Linked DNA regions of Homo sapiens: regions 1 and 2 are each linked to region 3. A link is a loop called in an ENCODE intact Hi-C map of the cell type or tissue named here. Cell type or tissue: PC-3. All regions are shown on one strand. Region 1 overlaps RTKN2 (rhotekin 2). Region 2 overlaps ZNF365 (zinc finger protein 365). Region 3 overlaps ARID5B (AT-rich interaction domain 5B).

Region 1 (8,000 bases), 160 kb after region 3:
CAGATTTATGTTAGATATATGGGAGGCAGGTCAAACCATGCTTCATCTCCATAGTCTCTAATGATTGGTTCTACTCACCGGAATTCACGTGAGCTTAAGAATAGGCTGTCTTTTAATTTATAAGCCCCAATAGTGCCAAATATAGAGTTCAAGAGACAATGAACAATAAGTATTTGGATACACTTTTAGGTATTTCCTAAACTTTTATGCACTGTGAGCCTAACATGTTCACATCAAGCAAGAAATGAAAATAGGAGAGGGGTTATAAGTGACTAAGTTACTGTGTGTGTGTTGGGTCTCTATCAGCTGTATCCTCTTCCCTCTTCATACACGTGTTACATACTATATGTCAACCTATAGAAACAAGGCAGGAACTTAAGTATTAGGTCCTAGACTATGTGTTACATGCATTACCTTATTTAATAAACACAACTATATTATAAGGTTTTTTTTTATCTTAAACATTAAAATAAAAAACCCAAATGAGGTTAAAAAAAAAAAGCCCCAAATCATATAGCTAAGTCATGACAGAGCTAGAATTTAACCCAAGTCTAACTCCAGAGTCCGTAGTCAACTACCATGCAGTATATGACCCAGAGCAAGTCTTCCACTCTTGTGTGTGTTAAGGGGGGCTACTGAGAGAATATGGTAATGATTAATTTATATAAAATATTTAACACAGTATAGTATCTTACACATATTACCCAATAAGCTGTACTCACTCTCATTACAGTATACTATGACAGGGTTAAATGTCAATAAAACATGCTTTCTGCCCTTGAAAAATCTGATAAGATGTGGTGGGTAGCCTGCTAAAATAGCACTCCAGTGGCTCTAATTCAATGGCTCTTTACCCATGAAGACGATGAGATATCACACCCATCATTACATTGCATGCAAAAGTGATTTCCGAATCAGCTGACCTGGAATTACTCAAAAGGGAAATTATCGTGGTGGGCATTCCTCATTTAATCATATGAGCCCTTTAAAAGCAAAGCACTTTCTTCAATTGGGAGCAGCTGAAATAGTCAGAGATTTGAAGCATGAGGGAGGCTTGATGCACTGTTGCTGACTTTGAAGACCGAAGGGGCTACTAGCAAGGGCCGGAGCACAGTTTCTAGGAGCTAAGAGTGACCCCTAGCCAACAGCTAGTCCTACAAGCACAGGAACTGAGAGTGAAGTACCTAGTAGGGCATGGCAGGTTGGAGCTGGGTTGTAATGGTTTCTGTAAACTATGGAAGGGGATTTGAAATTTTTATTCTGCTCCATTGGAAGCATATTTTAAAAGAATTTTTTAAAACTAACTGAAAATACCTGAAGAATCTAACACACTATGTGTATGAGTATGTATGTATGTATGTTATATCTATAGTATTATATTTTATATACATAAAACACACATTTTAATATTTGAGGTAAGTGAATAATTCCTCTTACTACTATTCTCCCTGTTAATATAAAATTATAAAATTGCTACAACTAATTCAGTTAAATGTTTATTAAGATTAAGTTCTACAAAAATGCATCCATTCATAATTTTGAGTAGATAAACAAAATATAAAAATATTTTTAAGCAAGACACCAAAAAGTATTCATTTTCAACAAAACAATTTATTTTGATATCTTGAACCATCTGACATAATTATGTATATACAAGATCTTTTCAATCTACCTCTCCTTTAGTAGTTACATTAAGAGATTACCATGTCTCAAGAGCAAACTGCTGGAATTTAAAACACAATTTTCCATAAGATCTGGAATGATCTTTTCTAATTATTAAACGTGTCAGCATTAGTATTTTCTCCCATACTCAGATAAAGAAAAATGTTTGTTAAAATTTCTGTAACTTTTTTTGTTGTTAATTGAATGTAAAGGTAGTTTGTTTCTCTAAGCACATTGATTAGTAGGCCTCTCTCTGTAAAGTATTTTTTTAATTTTAAATATTTCTGATCACACTACAGATTTAGAAATAAAATGCTGAAATAATCCAACTGAGCCAGGATTGCTCATTTCTCTCCCCCACTCTGAGGCGCTCTGCAGGAATAAAGTACTGAGGGAGGTACATTAAAATAAGGAGACTCCTTGTGGCTAGTAGCGACTGAATATCCTACGTACCTAATTTACTGCAGTGGCTTAAGCTCTGGGGAAATTCTGGATCACTAAACTAAAAGTAAGGTTATGTCAATGGATTTTTAAAAGAGTATACTTTAAGAAGGATTATATGTAAACATTTTAATAATGTTAATTATACCATGGCTTATCAGAATGTTAGTCTTATAATAATTAGCACCAGCTACTTGGTATGTCTTTTTCTGATTAAACTGATTCCACCACACTGTCTACTTCAATCAGTCTAGTCTAGAGGAGCACTTAAAGAGAAAAAGTTAGAAAACGTCTTCATGAATCAGTTCTTTTAATGTACAGAAGTTTCAATTACATGACTTGGGCTCGCTTACCAAATACCTTTGGTACTTTAAAAAATGTATGTCCATGATATAATACTTTTTAATCCAAAAGTCTGACCCATATTAAAAAATAAAAATTATAAACAAAGCCAATTACACAAGCATGTCAGAAAATCAACACACCCTAATATATTTTCAAATGATGACTTGTCTTTTAAAAACCCAAAGGTAACATCTTTCCCAGAGTTAACTAAGAACATCTATGATCCAGAATATGCAGATTTCATTTAACTATTAATAGCAATGAAGCAGTTGCACACAAACATGTAAACATATGTAAACATTTAAAAATAGTGATGCCTTTGAAATGTAAGGGGAAAATGTCAACTTTACATTATAATTTAAGACTAACAGTGAAGATGGCTACTAGAATATAAATGGTCATCAGTTAAAGTTTAATTACTATTCAATAATTCACTCTTTAACAAGAAAATGAGTTTTGATAAATTCAGACCACAGGGACAGATATTTTTCTTGCAGAGCAGTTCTTGCTCATGGTGCAATGCAGTACTCTGTCCATGTAGTATAGTTGTGCCTCATTCGTGGTAACACAGGTGATTACATTCAAATGGCATTTAACATAAATTGCACCAAACTGCCCTATAATTTCATTTTGGACTGAATTAATTAACTTCTCAGTAGGGGGCTGAGGTGCTGAACATAAGCCTAAAGAAATACTTGACTGCTTAACCTACCTTACGTGAGGTATCTCTAATTCAAGACAGCTTCCATTTTTAATAAATAGTAGCAGGTAAAATGCATTTAGTAAGATCCCAAAGGGTAAAGATAAGGCATTTATAATAAATGGATTTAGTTTTCCACATATATTCACATCCATTTAAAAGAAGTCAGGGGGCACTGCAGACAGTTAAGGAGGATTTAACAAAACTCAGCAAGAGTTGGCACGCCTGATATTTTTGAAAGACTATTTACCTTAGGAGGTGTGCATTTAGAATTTTAAAAATGCCTTCTTTGCCCTTGCAAGATATTAAAATACAAAAGTTACCACTTAGTAGCAATTAAAAATAATACTATCTTAATGCTGACTACGTAATTTATATCCCAGAGCTTGAAATGTAAAGGTAATTGTCTAAGACATTATCTTTAGATCATCAGAATTATCATATCATAAAATATCTATTCTGTTTCCCCAATTATATTATCAAGAGCTGACAGCTAACTCTTTGTTTCAAGTTTATAGTCTTCATATATCAAGAAACAAATTAAAAGGACAAACAAGGAATGTGAAAGCTCATAAAAAGCTGAAGCAGCTTTCATATTACATGGCATATTTATTTGTCATAAACTTCTGGTTTAAGAAATGAGAAAACAAACAATTCTTTTGAAACACTCTTTGACACAGTGCTTAACTATTTTTAGATTTTTTTTTTAAACTGTAAAGGAAGGGAGGAAGGAGAGACAGAAGGAAAGTGGGAAAAGGGGATGAGACAGAGAGAGAGGACAGGGGGCCAGAGAAAGAAACAAAGACAAAAAGGAAGGAAGGAGGGAAGGAGGGAAGGAGAGACGGACAGAGGGAATGAAGGAAGGAAGGAAGGAAGGAAGGAAGGAAGGAAGGAAGGAAGGAAGGAAGGAAGGAAGGAAGGAAACCAACTCTGTATTATAACTACACTCCTTAGGTAAGGGGTAAATTAGCATTTCAGGAGCTGAAGACACCAGACCCATTTCAAAGACTTGTAACATACAGTAAGCTGGGCCCCCCAGAAAGAGACCGAATAATTTGGTGGGGAGGGGGTGGTGGTCCTTGCTCAGGCTTTTAAATGGTTCTAGGTAAAAAGGGCTTCAGTCCTGTTTCAAAGTTCTACTCTGAGGGCACAACTGCTAGGTAATTTCTGTATGAATACTTTCTTTTTCTTATACACCTTAAGTCCTTCCTGCTGTTATCTGCATGAGGAAAAATGACAAGAATATAATCTGGAAGTTTTAATACTGATTTGTAATAAAGGAAGGCATCAACTAGGAAAAAAAAAAGAATGCTTAGATGCCAGCTTCAAAACAATTTTCCCTGCAGCATCTTCTAGCTCAATAATTTAGTGGCAATGACAGTCACAAATGCTGTCAAAAACAGCAATGAAGTTTTAAAAAATAACCCAAAAATTCAAACAATAATATCCTTTAGATTTTTAATGTCATTTATTGAAATGGCAATCATAACAGAAACTTATGAGAGCCTTCTAGTTAGAAAAAATAAGTTTACTTTTTAAGGTTTCCATACATGTGATGATCTCTACATGCTATCAAGCAGGCATATAGTACTTTCTTCTCACCAAAAACTCTGTCTGTCCTGATGTTACCAGTCACAAGAAACCTTTTGTTATCATTACTCCCTCAAGATTCAATTCTTACTAGGAGTCCTGGGCAAACACAAAAGTGTCCTGGCAGTTACATCATTCTCTATAAATGGAAAAGACCCCGCTATCTGAAAATAATGAAAGGCTCCATTTAAATTAATGTGGTTTTTTGGTCAAGTGTTCATTTTGTTTTGTAATAATGTAGTTCTGATCCAAATAGAGTTCTTGCTAGCTTTAAAAAGATCTCAAGAGATTATACACAGGGCAGCAATTTAATTCTTAAATTTTTATTTCTTGCAATGACATTTAGGGTTCAGTGTGATTTGAGATTTTTAGTGCTGTTGCTGACACCTTATGGAAACTGTTTTATTTGGAAATTCTAATTAGATTTTTAAAACTGTTCTGCTCTTGTTTACAAAAAGCATTATTATAAAAAATGGATTTTTTGTTCCTTTAAGGTATTTTTCTGCTATTTATTCCTCACTTGACTTTATAATCCTGTTTGGGTCACTATGATTAGTTGCTATGGAAATTACCTCCTATGGAAATGATTCCAATGTCACTGTTGTAAGAATATGACATTTAATGAAAAATACCACTAGCAGACATCAACTCTTACTAGGAAAAGGAAATCTAATTAAAATTTTAAAAAAGAATTCTGAAAATTATTTACCATGGCCAACTTTTCTGATATTTTTGAATCTCTCATCTTCTTTTTAAATAAGTATTAAATGAATTTTAAGGTGTTGATCAGCTACTCACTTCCCTAAATTCCAAAGTCACAATGGAAATTAGCACCACACACAGAAAATTGAATGTAAAGAGCATTTCATCTACCATTTCTCTAAACTAGTAAGTGTTATGCTTCATTTATGAAAGTTAATGTCAACAGTATTTCAGGGCTCATCAAGGAAACAAGTTTGAATAGCACATTACAAATTCCCTTTAAAGATGAAGAATTTAATATTCTAAAATTTATCCCAGGAATTTAAAAGGTCAGGCCTATAAACTAGTGAGTTAAACAATAGATGAGAGCCAGTGAACCATTAGATGAGAATTCCAGAATGCTAAGAAAATTTTCTTGGGTGGATTCTATAATTTGTGGTTTGAATAAAACCTTTGAAACATTCCATTAGTATTAAAATTCTCACAATGAGAATATGGTTCATATTTAACACATTTTAAATTACTAGACAGTCTCTCCCCAAAAGAAATTTTAATGCTTTATTCTGCCTAGGGCTTATTCACTGCCTGGTACTAATTCAGGAATAAATTAACCCTTCCAACAATTAGGATATTGTCTAGAAACTGCCTCTTGCACACTGCTGGAGAAATCACTTACATTCTGCAAATCAGGAGTAAAAGAGAAATCCACTTCTTCATTATAAAATGTTTTTCTATACCTAATAGCTTATTAATTATTGGTATAAATCACTATATTTACCTATATAATTACACATTATTCTATAATGCCTCTGAATTAAGCTTCACAGTTATAGATTTTGTTAAATGTTTTATCATTAAGAGTTTTCTATACTTGTGCCTGCAGCCATGATCTAGGGTCCAGAATGTCTTTGATGGATTTCTGCCTTGGAGCTGGCACTGGCTTGGCTTCAAAATTGGTTTTAGTGTCTGTGTGCTCACCATCACTTAATCTATTTCTCCTGGCAGGCAGAAGTTTTCGAGGAGCAGCCATTGGTTTCTGTAAGTGATGCATTAGAGTTGATAGTTTGGTATCCAAAGACGATGTCTGAGATACACTTGTTTTTCCCCAGTTGTCCTTAACCAATTGATCTGTGTTACTCTGTGATTTTAAGCTGAATGGAAGTTTATCAGAAGGAGGAAGGGGAGCTTGTCTCTTTTTCCCTTTTTCATCATGTAATGGCTCACTTGCAGGATACAGTACCTTTTTCTGGATGACCATTTGATGGTTACCATCAAAGAGTGTGGCCCAAGGAGGTGGTAAGGATTCTTCATGCTGACCAATAAGGAACTGCCCATTTGTCTCTTCAATTTTTTTTTGTATTATATCCGTTAAACTTTCAAGTTTCATAGGTGAATCAATGCCTATAATAATTTTAAGAAAAAAAAACATGAAAAAATTCAAAAGCAGTATGTACTTTATCTAAATAAGTTCTTTTCCAAACTAGTATGCTATATACAATGGTCATCAAAGACTATGATAAGGAAAACGTTCACTTGTAAAAATAACCACACCATCAGAACTAAAAAGATCATGCGCTGCACTAATCATACATTATATATGTAAACATACACATAATACATAGTATATAAAACATATATAACATACATATAATTTACATAATACATACACATGTATAAATATATTCCTATATAAATTAGCAAAATCCATCTTTCAAAGAAGTGGAGTTATATGAGTTTTCTAAAAAATTCTATAGATTAAGTATTTATGAGATAACATTTCCTGGATTTAAAACCTTATTCTGACTGCTAGGTAAGAGATTTCCTTTTTTACAAAAGCTAGATATATATTAGGATGACTGCATTTGGATGAGTATTCTTTCCTGTAGACCAGCAAAGTCTCTGTTAAAAGGGAAAATGCTTAAAACCAAAAACCCAGGAAAACAGAGTAAAGCCCTCATACCACTTTGGTAATAAGGGTGGTGGGTGAAACTTTCCTTGGCAAAAATAAAAGAACAGAGATAAATCTCTATTAAATAAATTACTGGTATTTTAAAATGTGTGAACCCAAATGTATCATTTTTAACCTGACATTTTAAAGTGAATGTAAGTACAGGTACATTAGTGGCAAATTAAACAGAATTTAGACTGACTTGCACTTGTTCACAACATTATTTACTGAGGCAACAGCACAAAAATAAACACCCTTCAAGGTGTGGGAAATTGAATATTAGTGGGTCTAGAAATTTAAAATTTTCCAAAGTATTAAACTTAACCAATTTCTTTTTTCTGGCTAGAGATGAAAGCTTCCATTCATTAGTATGCATCTATCAACACTACTTGGAAACAAATTTAATAAAATACAGAAAAAAAATTACTGAACATGATTACATTTTAGAATGTGCAAATGTTTATTTTCAGAATTTTCATCAGCTACTCAGCTAATATTTATTTTCAGTGCACCTTTACTCATTTTAAGCCTTAAATTTTTTGTCTGATCTTAAGCATTCAGACTATGAAAAAACGTGTATTCATTATTTTGTATTAATTCATCTATTAAACA
Region 2 (8,000 bases), 340 kb after region 3:
TTGTCTGTGCCATCAATGAGACAGCAAGACCAACCCTTCTGTTTCTCCTCCTCCTTTACAATGATCCATTTCCATTTAATGAGAAGTAAATATATTTTCCTTATGATTATCTTAATAACATTTTCTTTAGCTTACTTTAAGAATACAGATATGTAATACATGTAATATACAAAATCTGTGTTAATCATTTGTTTATGTTATCAGTAAGGCTTCTGGTTAGCAGTAGGCTATTAGGAGTTAAGTGTTTGGAGAGTCAAAAGTTATACTTGGATTTTCAACTGCATAGGAGATTGGTTCACCTAATCCCTGCATTGTTCAGGGGTCAACTATTTTGCACTTTTGTACTGGTCAGTCTCATTGTAAACCCGTAGAAGGTATCTGTAGGTTTTGGAGTGCAAACCCAAGAAAGAAGTTGCTCATTGTCTTGACAAAGTCAGTGTGATTTTAAAAGTTCTAGTGAAACAGGTATTTACTTATTGAAGAGTATTCAGAGCTGGTGGGTAGTGCTGTCTGTAATCAGGTAAATCAATCCTGGAAACCTTGCTTTAAGGTATCCCTTAACAAGAAAGGATGGACTTAGTAGCTAATTTGCTGGCTGAGTTGGTCCTGTGGGGTCTGGAAAATTTGAGTATAATAAAAGTAACACAAAATTTACATATACACTTTTCTGCAATATGTTTTGAAAAGTCCTGATTGAACATCTGTAATGTGCCCAGTGCTGTGTGAGGTGTGTGGGGGGGAACATAAAATGCTTGCTGTCTTTCCCTAAGGTGTTTGTGTTCTGTATAGGAAGAATAAGGGATACTCAGGAACATGCAAGGGGAGTTTTGAGAAGTGCCTCAATATAAGCCACAGTTTCAAGTTGGTAATACATTAGAGAACAGATTTTTATGTGTGGAGAGGCCACACTGAGGAAATGAGGAGGAAAGGCAGAATTTGCATTGATGGCCAGAAGAGAGTGACCTTGAAGGGGCGGCAGGGAGGGCTGCTAGAGATGGCCCCTGAGTAGACCAGGTGATTTCTGATTTGAGAACCAGAAGGTTGCCCCTGTTTCCTGCTGGATAACACACTCATTTTATACATGCAGAAAATAAGGCCTAGAGCAGGGGAATGACTTGCCCAAGGATAGAGATTTAGTAGCAACGCTGAACCTGGAATCCAATTTCCCTGTCTCTCTGCTGAGTGTTTTTTCCATTAGTTCACTGTGTCCCAGCCAGACTCCTGAAAATGTGATTTTTTTTTCCCCCAAAGCGTCAAGACTTATGTAATACTGAGTGTGGCCCATTTTGGATGGGCTTGCTTCTTTGCTATTTTGAGAGGGCTGCCATGGTGACATCATTTATTTTTCTGATGTGATTAAAGAAAATGTCAGCTGGCATCTGAGGTGTTGGGAGGCAGGGGAAGGGTGGCATCATCAGTGTGGTCATGATATTAAGCTTCCAGAACACCCAGCCCAGGGCTTTTCACTTGACTCTCAGATGTCCTTGCTTAATCGGGGTAGGGCTTTTGCCACTGCTAGGCTTTGATCACAATGAGAGGACTCTTTGTGATTCCATCTCTAATTTCCATCCTACTCCCTTGCAGGCAGTGACACGTAGAATCTGTTTCCCTTTGTCCTTCATCATTTGCCTCGTTCCAGCCTAAAGCCATGCAGAAGACAAATCTTTATTGAGTGTTTGCTGAGCAGCAGATACTGATCTAGGTTCCGACCATGGGATGGTAAACCAAAGGCATCCAGTTCCTGCCTTCATGGACTTTATAAACCAGAAGGGAAATTTGACATTAAACAGGTCATTAGGGTGTATGACAAATGAGACATAGAGGGGGTGGCCTGAGCTAGGTAATGCCCATTTAGGTTTTTTTCCAGAGCTGACCTTGGAATGCTGGCCTTTAAAAGGCAAATCTGATTTGGTAACTTGCTTTGCACAACCAAATCCTCTTGCTATTTAATTCATTCCCATTTTTTGATCAGCTAAAGCAGCGACTAAGCAATGTAGTGTCCAGACTGATTCATAGCTAGAAAGCAGGCCAAGAAAAAATCACATTGGATATAGAGGTCAGCGGGGTGGAGAAGGGTCTGTTTGCTCCACATTGTTGGTTCGTGCATATAAATGGGGTCCTCTCTTTTCAGGATGTGTTCCTTGCAGACTTAGAAACTCATATAGAATAAATGACGTGTCAAGCATATCCTCTCAGGGTTGGCACATGGTAAAATTCGGAAACCCAGGAAAGTTTTCAATTTCTATCTCTGCATATTCTCTTTTCTCCACTCCCCTGCCTCCTATCACATCCCCACTCTAGGCCCTTGGGACTCAGAATATAGTATTAGTCAACTTACAACCAATGAGAATAGTTTGATTTTCTCATTAGCGTTAAGGGCCAACAAGAGTAGAGATGGGCCATGCCTTAAGACGTGCAGTTGTTGCAGATTCAGGCCTGTGGTGCCGGAAAGAGAGCGCAGGAGCCGACTCCATGCTATGGGTTTGCAGCCAAGCTCCCTGTGCTCGGAGGTGGTCGACTCCTGCTTTGGGATTTGCCTTGTGGTTGACGTTATGGTCTGTCTGAGGTGCTCTGTGATCAATAGCTAGACTATTTTTAGCTGGAGGTATTTTTACCGTTTCATATTCCTCTGAAGAGGTTCATAAATCAGTCATGTAAAGTGAAATTTAAATAAGTTGGTAGAGCTTCGCCTTTGGGAGGAGAAGCTGATGTTAAAGTGTTTAAGAATAGAAGAGAGGCATCAGTTTTAGATCCCACCCCCTACTCCTGTAGGAGGTACCCGTAGGTTACTCATTGGTTTTATGCCCCAGTACTTGTCTGGAAAAAGGAAAAAAGAAACTTAAGGATCTCTGTGTTGGTTAATGATTTTCGAGTAGAGATATAGTTGCACATTTCATGCATTCAGCAGAAATGCATTAATCCTGTATTGTGTGCTGGGCTCAGGTTAGGTACAGGGGGTACTTGCAGACAGTGAAGGAGCACACAAGGTCCCTGAACTCACTGATTTTATGGTCAAATGGGGAAATGGCACACTGGTTCATTGTGATGTGCATGGTGATAAGGTACAAACTTCTGTGGAAAACACAGTAGGCCATGTCATGTACACCTGGGCATGTGTCTGAGAATACTCCCTGGCAAGAGAGTCTGAGGTTAGAGGAATAGTTAATTGATAATTAATTGTGGGGGCTTGGGAAGAGGAGGAGGAATGACCCTGGCAGAGGGAACAGCATATCCAAAAGTAAGTGTGGCTCAGTGCAAAAATGAAGGAAGTTAAAATAGACATAAGAAATGGTTTGTTGATAGTAGATTATAATACATGATAGGATCAACGTGTTGTCACTCATTAAAATGCATAGTTCAATGCCTGTGCAAAATTGCAGTGAGCACCACAGTGCGTGAACGCATATTTCCATTACTCTCTGCACATGCTTCTAGGGTGTATTGGTCACATGATAGCATGTCTTTGATTTTTCTGAATTAACCTGTCTTTAACCCATCTCAGAAGAAGTAACTGAGAGGATTCCATCTGTAAAAAATGAAATAATATTATCTATTTTTCAGACCATATGGTCATCCTGTAAATTAATGAACGCATGTGTGAATGGATATAACTGAAGGTTTGGCTCTCTGGAAAGGGCTTTTTCCCTCATTGCTCCTCTTCTACTGTGTTGGTTTCTGGATACCTATCCATCTGACAGATTTCCAGATCTGGAAATCATTCTGCATAATAATGAGCTTCAAGGTCAGTTTCTTATATTGTACTGGTATTTTTTTTTTTAGTGTCAAATATTGCTTTAAATAAGCATGTTTTCTACTGAAGCCTAAAACCTCTGATTTAATAATATTTGGCCTTTTTTTTTTTTTTTAAATAAAGAAGAAGTCGAAGATGGGGCCGGAAGTGGCTTAGAACCAGTTAAATTTCCCCAACACTGGTCTGCACCCACACCCTGATTGAGTTTCACTCAGGTTGGCCCTTATCTTCTCATCTGGCCTTCCAGCTTTCACACTGTATTCTGAGTCACAGGGTTGAGAACCAGAAATAAAACCACACAAGTCTTCTACTGTTCTGTCCGATAGCATCATATTATTCTTCTTCTTAGTCACTTTTAACTAGCTTTGTAATTACGTGTTTATTTCGGTATTTCCTTCTTTCATTGTTTGACTCTCTCACTACATGTATCCATTATATGCTAACGTAAATAACATATTTTTATGAAAAATAACTGTTTTCCCAAAAATAATTTAGTGAAAAGAGCGGTATTGTTTTAAAAGTTTATGTGTGGCTTCATAGAAGGCAGCTGGACTTTGGTAGTTCCACATTCAGTCTGTTGCAAATTTGTTGTTTTGGTTGAAACAGATGAAGAAAATCTAGTCTCCCACAGATACATAGTAGGAAATGGAGGGGTATTTTAATAGCCTTCTCAGATAATCATGGATATTTTGCTTTGATGCTGTGCCAAATGTGACAGTTGGTAGTTTCTTAAAGAGTCATTGCAATGTGGGATCTGAAACCATATCAGTGAACATTTTGTACTTTCTTACGTTGAAATCTATTGGTCTGTCTTGCACTTTGAATGGATATTTTATTGTTTGGAGTGTAATTATGAAAGAGGTTACAAATGCAATGTGTTTAACCCCTTTTCTTTTCCATTCAGAAAAACCCCAAGATTCTTTGGGGAAATAAGAGGTGGTTCTGGATATTCATCCAGACTGAACAGGATGTGAATGAACGGTGGATCTGAGATGTACACACATGATATTCCACAATTAGTCACTTGGTTTTGATCCCTTTTTCATCTAACAAAGATACCCTACACAATCTCAGTATGATGAACTTCTCCAGTCTTTCTCTTGTGTTTAACCTGTCTTTTAAAACAAAATCATAGGATACCATCAAGCTTGTTTTAACTGTTTTTTTCCACCCTAGTTGATGTAATACATCTACAAACTGAAATTAGGTTAGCAGTTTGTGCCAGGTTGGTTGAAAAATACAGAAGGTATTAACTTCTCAGCTTCAGGGCACAAGATAATTGGTTGAGAGAAGTTAGAAAAAAGATCCTTCTTTTCTGTGACATGGCATAACATTCCAGGAGCGTATTAAAATTAATATTAAAAATTAATATCAGCATTAATATTAATTTTTAAAAGTTTCATGTAGAAACAGTGGCAAAATATGTGATTGAAAAATACAGCCACAATCATAAAAGGTGTTGCATTCAAATTTGTTCTCTTGCTTTTGTGATGCTAATCCCCTGAGATTAAGCCATCAAATGTTGCTGTCTTCGCATATGCTAGACTGTATAGCATGAAAGCCCTGGAATGGTAAATGTGCACAGAGATAAATGACAGGAAAAAAATATACTGGATATTGACAGTAGTTGCTTCTGAGTGGTGGGATTTTGGGTCATTTTTAGTTTCTTCCTTGTCCTTTATAAACATTAATTACAACAAATACTTATTCAATATTGTGTGTCAAACACAAATGTGTTGAGTGCTGGACTTAGAACAGAGAACAAAAGCTGATTCTGTCCCTGCCCAGTTGAATCCTCCAAAAGGTCAATTTTTATATTTTCCTTAATATATGTGAACCATTTCCATAATAAGATGTAGGAAATATTGACCGAAATGAATTTTTAAAAATGGTACTTTTTTTTTTAACTTTTGGTTGTTTGCCCTGTAAGTACAGTTTGGAGACAGTTGCATCATTCAGTTATCCTAAATATCTCCCAGGAAATCTCTACAACAGGCTTGTAGAAATTTGGATTCTCAGACTCCAAATGAATTGAAGCCTTAATGTTGGAAATAAGAAGTAGTAACCATTTTCCTGTGGTGTATTTCCAGAATACTCCATCCCAAAGGACCTAAACCATAAGCAAGAACCATGAAAGGGCTGGGGATGCATTCACATGGGCCCGCCACTCGTTTGCTGCTAGTTAAAGTTTGTGGCTCATGTAGGAAGCAGATCAAAGTGAATGACGGTAGAGCTTAAAAATTGGCTTGTGTTCATGGCCTGAATAATGAAGACCTTGAAAAGTACACATCTTCTATTGAGGGCTAATATGGAAACATCTGGAAATAAACTTGAAACTTGACGATGAAAAAAATTCTTTTCCAGAAGGACTCTTATTTCTTGTGTGTGGATATTTCTTAGCTACTGAAAGATGATGGAATTATTATGGAATTAGGGTTTATGTTTGATCCTGGTTGGGAAACTAGAAAAAACAGGGGCTGGTATCACTAGCATTTCTTTGAGTGAATCATTATTAGAGCCAGCCTGTTGTCTGTTTTTATACATATGTAATTCCCAAAGTTTTGTAAGGATGTGTGATTCTATAGGAAGTGTCAGAAAAGTTTCAGTATGGCCATGTGTGGCGTAATGTATTTGTGAGAGAAAAATCATGACTAATTGTAAAAGTGGCACACTGACTATTAGTACAGAAGAAAAGAGCTGGAGGTCACTACCAGCTATTTTGCAAAGATCTTATGTAAAACTCTGACTTCCTGAGCTAGACTTCCCTGAAGTTCTACTCCCAAGAGAATTACAGAGCTCAGTGGAAAATAAAGATCAAGTGGAGGTTGAGAAGATGTAGAGAAGCCAATGAATTTAATTAACTGTCTAGAACAACTGAATGAGGTTGGATTAACAAAAATTAGCATTCACGAATCAAAATTGAAAGAGCCTGAAAGGACAGAAAGTAGAGTCTTTAGAATCTTGTGTAAGTTGAACATGGCAAAAACAGTGAGAGGCCATTCCTTGAAGACTGAGAGAGATTTTGGAGACATGTAAAGGAAATACTACCCAACGGACAGTAAAATTATGGAACTCATTAGCTCCCCTGGGACTTGCAGAACATACAAGGGTGATGACTAAAAGGATATTCATGGCTTCTTATTAAGTGAAGACAATAGGGTAGAGAGAACTCTGGCAATATACACCTATTCATAGTGGTGATTACTGGGTCCTTGGCCTAGGAAAGAGGGTTGGAGAGAGGGGAATTGAGAGTTGAGAGCAAGGTAGGAAAAGAAGGAAAACCGTGTATGTGTGCTTGGGTGGGTGTGTTTGGGGATGAGTTTGATGTTCATGAGGATGGCTACCAAGATAATGGTGGTGGTCTCAGGATAATGGAGTTTCAGGTGATCTTTCCTTTTTTATATTTCTAATGGGTTATTTGAATTTTTTAAATAAAGAGCTTATTTATAAATCAGAAAAAAATACTATTTTCATATTTCCATTAAAAATGAAAGCAAAATATAAGATGGTAATAAAGTTATTAGAATTTTTCTGGATTTGTAATCTACTTGTGAATTATGTAGATAAAGGAGTAGTTGAAGTATTTTGCTCAGCTTCTTAGGGGAGGGCAACCCATGCATTGCTTCTCTTATGTCAGCATTAGAATAGTTTTCCCGGTGGTCTTTGGGTTGACCTCGTGGTAGCTGTATGGGCTGTTTTGTTCTAAGCTCTAAGCTAAAAAATATACTGTTGGACAAGATGACTCATTTGATGTGCTGTTTTGGTGCTCAGCTCGGCCTCTTGCTCCTATACTTTCTCTCCCTGTAGAGTTTTCTCTCCCAATCGCCAGACTTTAAAAATCCAAGTCAGAGCTTGTCTTAAAAGCAATACATCCAATGGTTTCCCATCTCATTTGTAATAAAACCAGAAGTCTCACAGTGACCTGTGAGGTCCTACCTAGCTCCCTCCTCCATGTAGACCCCCTTGCTGTACCTCAGACCCATCTGCTGTCCCTGGTTTGCTCTTCCTAAACACCTGCATGGCTTCTTCCACAGGTCTCTGTTCAAATGTCACCCCATTCAAAAGGTCGTTTCTAACTTTGCTTTTTAAAATATTATTCACTCCTTTCCTTCCTCTGTCACTGTCCCCTTGCACCCAGTTTCAATTTTCTTAGCACTTATGACCATCTGACATATATTTATTTGTTTGTTTTATAGTGACTATCTTCCTCTATTAAAATACAGTCTGTAAATGTAATCACAAAGAGGTG
Region 3 (8,000 bases):
ACTGTGGTAAGGTACACTAACCAGATGATTTCAGTACAGGGTGCCAGGTGCCAGGATCAAAGCATGCTTGTTTTTTGCATTTTTTCAAATTTGTTATTAATTATTTTAAGACGGAGTCTCACTCATTGCCCAGGCTGGAGTGCAGTGGCACAGTCTTAGCTCACTGCAACCTCCACCTCATGGGTTTAAGTGATTCTCCTGTCCCAGCCTCCCGAGTAGCTGCGATCACAGGCGTCTGCCACCATGCCCAGCTAATTTTTGTATTTTTTAGTAGGGACGGGGTTTCACCATGTTGGCCAGGCTGGTCTCAGTGTGAGCCACCACGACCAACCCAAAGCATACTTTGTACAGGTATTGACAAGGGTTTTCTCACCCAGCTGGAGATGAGGGAGAGTAAGGAAGCTTTTTGTTTTGTTTTGTTTTGTTTTGGCTGGGGGTGGAGACAGAGTCTCGATCTTGTCACCCAGGCTGGAGTGCAGTGGCACGATCTCGGCTCACTTCATGTTCTGCCTCCCACGGTCAAGCAATTCTCCTGCCTCAGCCTCCCAAGTAGGTGGGATTACAGGCGCCCGCCACCATGCCCATGTAATTTTTGTGTTTTTAGTAGAGACGCGGTTTCACTGTGTTGGCCAGGCTGGTCTTGAACTCCTGACCTGAGGTGATCCACCCACCTCAGCCTCCCAAAGTGCTGGGATTACGGGCGCGAGCCACTGCACCTGGCCAAGGAAGCTTTTAAGCGAGGAGTTAGGGCAGGAGGGAGAAAAGCTAAAAAAGAAAAGGTATCGATGTCAGAGGAAGCCCAGGAACAAAGGCACACAGGTATAAAGCTGTGTAATGTGCTTGGGACCTCTGAGGCATGAGTTACTGCTAGAAGGTGAGGACGATGCTCCCTAGCACAGTGGCCTGTGGTCCATTTCTTCTTGATCCCAGAGGTCCTGAGTTCCCAAAGCCCTTCCTCACCCCCAGGAGGGCTCCTTTGTTTTTTCAGCCCAGCCTAGCAAGCAGGTGGCGGTTGTTGACGCCCAATGCCAGAGCACTTTCCTGATGGCTTTGCAAGTGTTTTGCTGCTAGTACCTCACATTTGGGTCTGAGCAAACAGCTGGGAGTATGGTGCACAGAAGTCCTGCCAGAAGGACCTGCGCTTCATGCACTCCAAGTGAGCTTTCTTGCTTGTATGTTTTGGCATATGAACACAGTGGGAATGTCCTTGTCAGCTCCCATTTGACTTTATTAATTACAGTTCCTTGGAAAGTGTGTTTCAGTAACATGGTCTTGGGATGACAGGGCTCACCCTGCAGAGACCCAAATGGAGGTATTCAGGGCCCATTGAAAAACCATCTGCTGCCAAGGCTCTGCTGCTGATCTCATGCAACAGAAACCAGAGTCTGTCGCAGCTCTGCTACTCACTGGGTGACTCTGGGCGAGTGGCAGGCTCTCTGGTCCTGTCTTTTCTGATGTGGAGAATGACTAGCTGGTGCCCGAGGTTTTCCTAAAGCTATGGAATTCCATCATTTTATAAATGACTCCAATGACGAATCCTACTGGCATAACATCTATGGTTTCACCAACTCTTAGCAGTGATCTTTGGTTCCAGATTCATGTGAAAAGCCAAGAACCGCTTTCCACAATTTGTCTTGTCATGACTCTCCGGCTCCATATTTTAAGAAGCAGTCTACACTAGCCCTTGAATCTAGACTCTAATTTTTTAAGATACAAAGGAAATCATTAAGCCCCAGAATATTAGTAGAATATACGGCAATATGGATCAAGTAATCCAAAGTATTAGCAATGTTGCAAGAGGCTGTCACCTAGCAGCTCTGTATTATGTTTCCAGGCCCTCCCCCACTCATTTCCCTGAGCCCCGAGGCTGTGGTTAATAACGTCAAAAGAATGTTTTAAAATTGCCCTTCTGTTGATTCCAGAGAGTTAGGGCCCTCACATGGTTAGAGTCCTGGGCTAAGAGTCAAATTCTAAATTTAATTCCAGCCTCTATGAACATCTTAGTCCCATATTTCCTCACCATTTAGAGATGTTTCAGTTTTCCCATCTGCGAAATCGGCATAAGATGCCTTGCTCCACAGAAATACTTGTCAACAGCTTTGCCGTACACAAAGATTGGCATTGTATTGGGGCAAAATATCATTTTTCATTCCATAATAGGAATTAAACAAAAGCCCTTTGAGAACGCACCTTGTGTAAACGCCCTGTGCTTAAAAGCCTGTGAATTTCAGAGGTCAGCAAAAACCGCCCCCCTTCTTTATTATTTTTCTTAAAGCTAAACAAGGGTAACTAGGGAATTCATTTTGGAATATAAAGACATGAAAGAAAGGGTATTTCAGCTTGCACAATAGTACAAAGAAGAACAAGAGTTGTCATGTTTTGCTAAAGAACTCCCAGCTGTTTAATTTTATAGTAAAATTACTTTAAGAACTTTGCTAATTCAAAGACAAAATCAAACAACTGTTGTTGCAAAACTGAACTTCCACATTTGAGTGGAAAAGCCAATTTGAGATTAATCTGCCCCTAAAATCATATTATAAAAATACAGAGCATTTCTGTAATGCTGGTTGGAGGAGTGGCTTTTATCTGAAGAGAAGACACATAAAAGAGAAAAATGGTACATTTACTGGTAGTAAGATTTAAAAAAGTAGTTTATGTTCTCATGTACTTTGCCCTGACTTCTCCCCCAGCTTTCTCTTAAGCTCTTCAGTCTGTTTTAATACCAGGTTTGTTTGCTTTCTGGGGATGGGCCTGTTAGGCAGGAAATTGTTGAAAGGCATACAGCAGAAATTTTAAATGGTGTTTTTAAAAGATAAATACCCAATTGGGTAACTGACTATTAAATTTGGAGTTCAGAATTTTTTAAAATTTTATTTTTAGACAATATAGAAAGATAAATTCTGTACCTATACTTGGTTCTATAAGTCCCACATGTTGCCTATTGTCAGAAACAAACTGTTCCTTATTTAAAAAAAAAAAAAGAAAAGAAAAAAAGCCAGTTTTTCTTCCATATTAGGGAATTATTCAGACTTCTTTCCTTGGTTCCTATAATTCCAAACCAGTTGGAACATCAGTCTATTTTTGGTTTAAAGGAGCTTTTAAAATGTGAGCATGATTTTTTTAAGTTTCTAAATCTCATAAAAATCAATTTGCCACATATATAGCAGCTATGGTTGTAAATATAGTGAAGTCATTGTATTGCAGAAAGACAAAGTTCTAATTTCCATATTACAAACCCCACCTACCCCACCTTGTCCAATCTCCACATAAGAGGGCTGAAAATGTAAATTCTAAAACATATAAAACAACATAAGGTTGTCATTTGTGGCTGTTTCTATCCAAGATGAATGTTGTCACCTGTATTGGAGTAAACTCTTTTGTTAGTTTCTGCGGGTTTTTTTGGTCGTCCCACCGCATCCCATCGACTCACCACGAGAGGGCAATGGAGCGTTTGCTTTCAGCTAACAAAGCTAGAAATGGTTTTAATATCAGCTAAGTGTTTGAACTTGTTAAGGATTTATTTCTCCACCTTCCGATTGCCATACATGCAGCCTCCGAGTTTCCACTAACAGCGAATAATGATCCAAATAAAGTTATTCTGAGGGAAAATATAGACAGACTGGTGCAGACAAGAGCTTTTGCCCAAATAAGGATCCCTTTTGTGCAGACCCCATGTGTTAGATAACCATCAACTGACAGTTGCTCATGAGTTAATAATGTTGGATGCTGAAATATGCATACCATGTGCTATAAAAGAGTTTGGAGGACAAAGACAAATACTTCTATAGTTAGATATCAGAAACATACCAGAGGTGTGCAGATTGCTTCGTGGTACATAGGTTGAAACCGCCCAATCATTTCATCAAAATTAGTACAATATAAGTATGATACAGTAGAATGTATGATATTGATTGCATGTTTCATTGATGTTGCAGAAATTTTGGTCTAAGCCTTTCTGCATGTTACTGCCTTAAATGCTACAGCAACTACTGCCTTCTAAGAAAAGAAAATATTTCCTAAGCTTCTTTCTATAGCCACCATTGTTGCTCTTTTATTTTTACCATAGGAACCCATTTTACCATGTGTGTGCAGCCTTTTGATTGGCATGTAGTGTTTGGAGGGCTGTTAATGTCTAGTTAGGTTTCTGTGTTGCTGCTGCCACAGGAATCAAAAAGTGAGGAGGTGGAGGGAATCAGCTTTGATTTTGGCTACTATAACAAGTTGTTTGGGAGGATGGGACACAGGGCAAACTGAGCACCGGGCAGCCGCCTTCTCAGTGATGCCTGATGGTTTTTTGGTGCTAAGAATGATTGCGGAAAGAATGTTTCTCCTCCCTGCCCCCAGAGTTCAAACCTTTTTGTTCTGTTCAACTTTTCTGGGCTTATTGGAATGCCAGTCTTCAATGAATAATCTCATATTTTGTCATAAATGGGACCTGAAGCAGGTTGGCAAAGCCAATGAGGCTATGCCCCTGCATTTAGGCCTGACTGTAACTGACCTCTCTATTTATTCTCAGATGAAATGTCCAAAAAGTCAGACCATTAACTTACTCAATAGTTGGAGATTAAGAAGTGTCTACTTCCAAGCAACTAAAATCACTCCAGCTCCATTTTCTCCTATTCAGTTTGTACTGGATGATGAAAATGGCTTACATTATACCCGACCCATATTGACAGCAGGAGAGAACAAGTCATGAAATAAATAATTAGCTAGTTCCTTCCCCTCTCTCTCTCCATTCTCACTCTCTCTCTCTTTCTGTCTCTTCTCCAGTCTGTTGTCAAAGCTTAACATTTACTTTGACATCTTAGTTAAGAAAGTTAATGAAATAACATCTTCATCAGGGCCATTTAGTAGCCTTGAGTCAATGATTACCAGATTTGAATTTTACAGAAGGGAGACCTCAGCTTAAGAAAAATTTTTAGATACTATTATAACATTATATATATATATATGTGTGTAATGTGTATATATAACTATATATAACGTTTTTACATGACTACCCTCCATAACAGTGAATAAAATCTTAAATGTATTGAAACATTGAATCGTGACTTTTGCTGATTATTCTAGCTTCAGATGTTAATCTTGTTCTGTCTGCTCCTTAACACATATTTCCAAGAACATATCTATAATCATAACATTGAATTATTGACTAAACCAGCATCGCCCAAGAGAAAGATAATGTGAGCCACATGTAATTTAAAATATTCTAGTAACCACATTTTAAAAGGTAAAAAGAAACATGTGGAGTTAATTTTAATAATATATTTTATTTAACCCAGTATATTCAAAATATTATCATTTCAATATGCAATCAATATAAAATGTTATTAATGAGATATTTTACTTTTATTTTGTATTAAGTCTTGGAGATCCAGTGTGTATTTTACACTGCGGCACATCTCAATTTGGACTTGACATATAGTATTTCAGATACTCAAGGGACACGTGGCTAGCGGTGACTGTATCAGACACAGCAATTCTAAATAGTCATAGAAATGTTTTATCTTACAGTGAAAAATGTAAAGAAGCTGTAACCTCTTCTGGGTTCATTGTTAGCTTTACATTAGGGTTTCTGATGGTATCTGTGTGCTGTTTCTCTATAGTGTAACAAACCCTCCCTCCAATTGAGTGATCACTCTAGCTTGCCCCACGGCTTATAATCTGCCCTTAGTTAACATGTCACCAGGTATTATCAACCTTGTTGCTGCCTCTCCACGCCCACTCCAGGCCCCAAAGCTCTTCTCATTCTGTACCCTCACCCCACCCTGCTCCAAGACACACGCTCTTCTATACAATCTGTGAGTTTGCATGAGGTTCTTGGTACCACAGAAGAGTTTTTAAAGTCATTTTCCAGTATCTTGGCTCCGGTACCTGCACAAACAAATGAAGCTCAGAGACCACTGAGGTACTTAGTTGGGGATGGTGCTGGTGCCCTCATAGGGAGGAAGGGTGAGAGGGATTTGCCTGAACAAAGAAAAATGTCTCCGAATCTCAGACAACCAAAAATAGTCATCTTTTTACTTTTAAGTAAAAGACTATCCTACTATTCACATTATTCTTTCTGAAAGGTATAAAAGCACAAAGTGAGTGAAAAGCCCCCTTTCTGTACAAATTCCTTTTTGGATCTTTTTAAAAGAATTGGGAGCCTATCACTTGATAACTGTTTCTTATGTGTATGTCTTTTAAATATTAAAATGTATCCCATGACATACTCATCCAAGTATGTCATAAGTTAAATATCTCCATGTTAATCCACATACACACCAAAACAAAAACAAAAACAATCCATCTCTTTTACTTATTTCCAAGTGGGGAATGTTTTCTGTAGAGAGGTAGCAAATCAGTTATCCTCAATGATGAAATGGAATATCTCATTTCCAAACCTGGAGAAATGGCTGAACAAGAATGTCCTGTTTATAAATGAGTTTAAAAACTGTTCTGATATTTACTGCTCTTACAAGGCTATTCAGTACAAAAATGTTGCTTTCACTTCTGTGCTGTCATGTTCAATAGTAACACCAAAGAACATATCAATCATAGACTAGAACGAGCAGATTTATTGATTGTAACAAAAAGAAAAAAGAGAGAGACAAAAAATTAACTCTCTTTGTTTAAGAGGTTCTATCTGTACAACCTTCAGAAATTGTGGAAATCAAAATGTCCTTAAAACACATTTCCAGAGCAGATCCTTAAACAGCCTTAAGAAAAAAAGACAATTATCTTGTTAATATTATATTTGTATTATATAGAACCATACCAAGAAAGACTAAATCTGTATTTATAGAAGAGTTTTCAAAAAATGAAAACAGGAGCTATTTCAAAGTCATAAGAAAAAAACACATAGTATAGCATTGAAACAACATGCTTATTCTCATTGTAATAGCTTCTGTGCATGATCTCCATTGAGAGAGGAGCCTGGGGCCTGGAAATGGCTCGTGGACACCTGGCATCTGGAGAGATGAATAGGAGAAAGGAGTTGCCAGGTAAATGTGAAAGTGGGAGTTTGAGCCTTGATGGCATTTTGAGAGTCCACTTTTGGTTTTACTGAATTTGTGACTTGACAGGACCTTGCAGCTAGCTGGTGGGTGGCATGGGCTGAGAAAACAGACCCTTTGCGTGCAGTATCAGCTCCTAGATAGCACCACCGCCACACCCTTAGGTGTGAGCTAAGTCCTAAGATGTCCGCTCTGCCCTGATGTCTCTTTATAGAATATGTGGAATTCTGGCTGTGCGTCGTGGCTCACGCCTGTGGTCCCAGCACTTTGGGAGGACGAGGCGGTTGGATCACGAGGTCAGGAGATCGAAACCATCCTGGCTAACACGGTGAAACCCCGTCTCTACTAAAAATACAAAAAAAAAATTAGCTGGGCTTGGTGGCGGGCGCCTGTAGTCCCAGCTACTCGGGAGGCCGAGGCAGGAGGATGGTGTGAACCTGGGAGGTGGAGCATGCAGTGAGCCAAGATCGCGTCACTGCATTCCAACCTGGGTGAAAGAGCGAGAGTCTGTCCCAAAAAAAAAAAAAAAAAAAGAATATATGGAATTCCAAGACAAAGGATTCTTTCCATAGGCTCCTGATCCTCAGGAAAACCTAGGCTGTGGTCTTGTCCATGCTATGGTATATAGACCCCATTATCCCAAAGATGCATAGGCTCTTGCACAGCAGCCATGAGCTACCACGTCCACTTCTTACAAGGGGACCCTCCACCAAGAATGGTTTCCCCTGGAGGATATTGCAGACAGCCAAATAGACCAGAGAGAAGGTGAGAGTTGGAAAGGTCTGGCATAGATTTCAATCTCTTTTCCTATTTCCAGAATTCTCCCCTTAGAGAGTCAATCCTCTGAAAAGCCAGACTGTCTCCTCACTCCTAGATTCAGCTCCCAGATTTTCCCCTTGTTTCTCAAGCAGTAGTGAAAAGCATCTATAATCCCTTTCTTCTTTGCCAGTGTGTTTGTGGACACCCCTATTATACAGACTTCTAGAACATTTTTATATTACG

What was found. Peaks named below come from ENCODE experiments on the same cell type or tissue, not always from the same donor. Only the 100,000 strongest peaks of a DNase experiment are listed, where the experiment ranks them.
Region 1: a loop joins it to region 3, with 5 times the contacts of the local background. A loop is called at or near these places in 24 of 110 quality-filtered maps.
Region 2: a loop joins it to region 3, with 3 times the contacts of the local background. A loop is called at or near these places in 12 of 110 quality-filtered maps.

The regions. Positions count from the first base shown.
Region 1 is chr10:62,191,603-62,199,602 of GRCh38, forward strand. RTKN2 (rhotekin 2) reads right to left here. Exons shown (of 12, transcript NM_145307.4): 12 at 1,484-6,841. The coding sequence ends at 6,306. Among named protein-coding and RNA genes, the nearest start is that of LINC02621, 64 kb to the right of the region's middle. In PC-3, no CTCF peak of the experiment used is centred here; no DNase peak of the experiment used is centred here.
Region 2 is chr10:62,380,257-62,388,256 of GRCh38, forward strand. All of the region lies in intron 2 of ZNF365 (zinc finger protein 365), which reads left to right. Among named protein-coding and RNA genes, the nearest start is that of ZNF365, 9.9 kb to the left of the region's middle. RefSeq lists an enhancer at 3,360-4,559. In PC-3, no CTCF peak of the experiment used is centred here; DNase peaks (open chromatin) are centred at 325, 1,745, 4,015, 4,735 and 1 weaker place; H3K4me3 peaks cover 2,872 bases; H3K27ac peaks cover 7,623 bases.
Region 3 is chr10:62,035,403-62,043,402 of GRCh38, forward strand. All of the region lies in intron 4 of ARID5B (AT-rich interaction domain 5B), which reads left to right. Among named protein-coding and RNA genes, the nearest start is that of ARID5B, 140 kb to the left of the region's middle. RefSeq lists an enhancer at 5,777-5,836. In PC-3, CTCF peaks have their summits at 1,949, 2,149, 3,415 (motif pointing right) and 3,629; DNase peaks (open chromatin) are centred at 1,509, 1,869, 2,729 and 3,429; H3K4me3 peaks cover 2,537 bases; H3K27ac peaks cover 3,205 bases.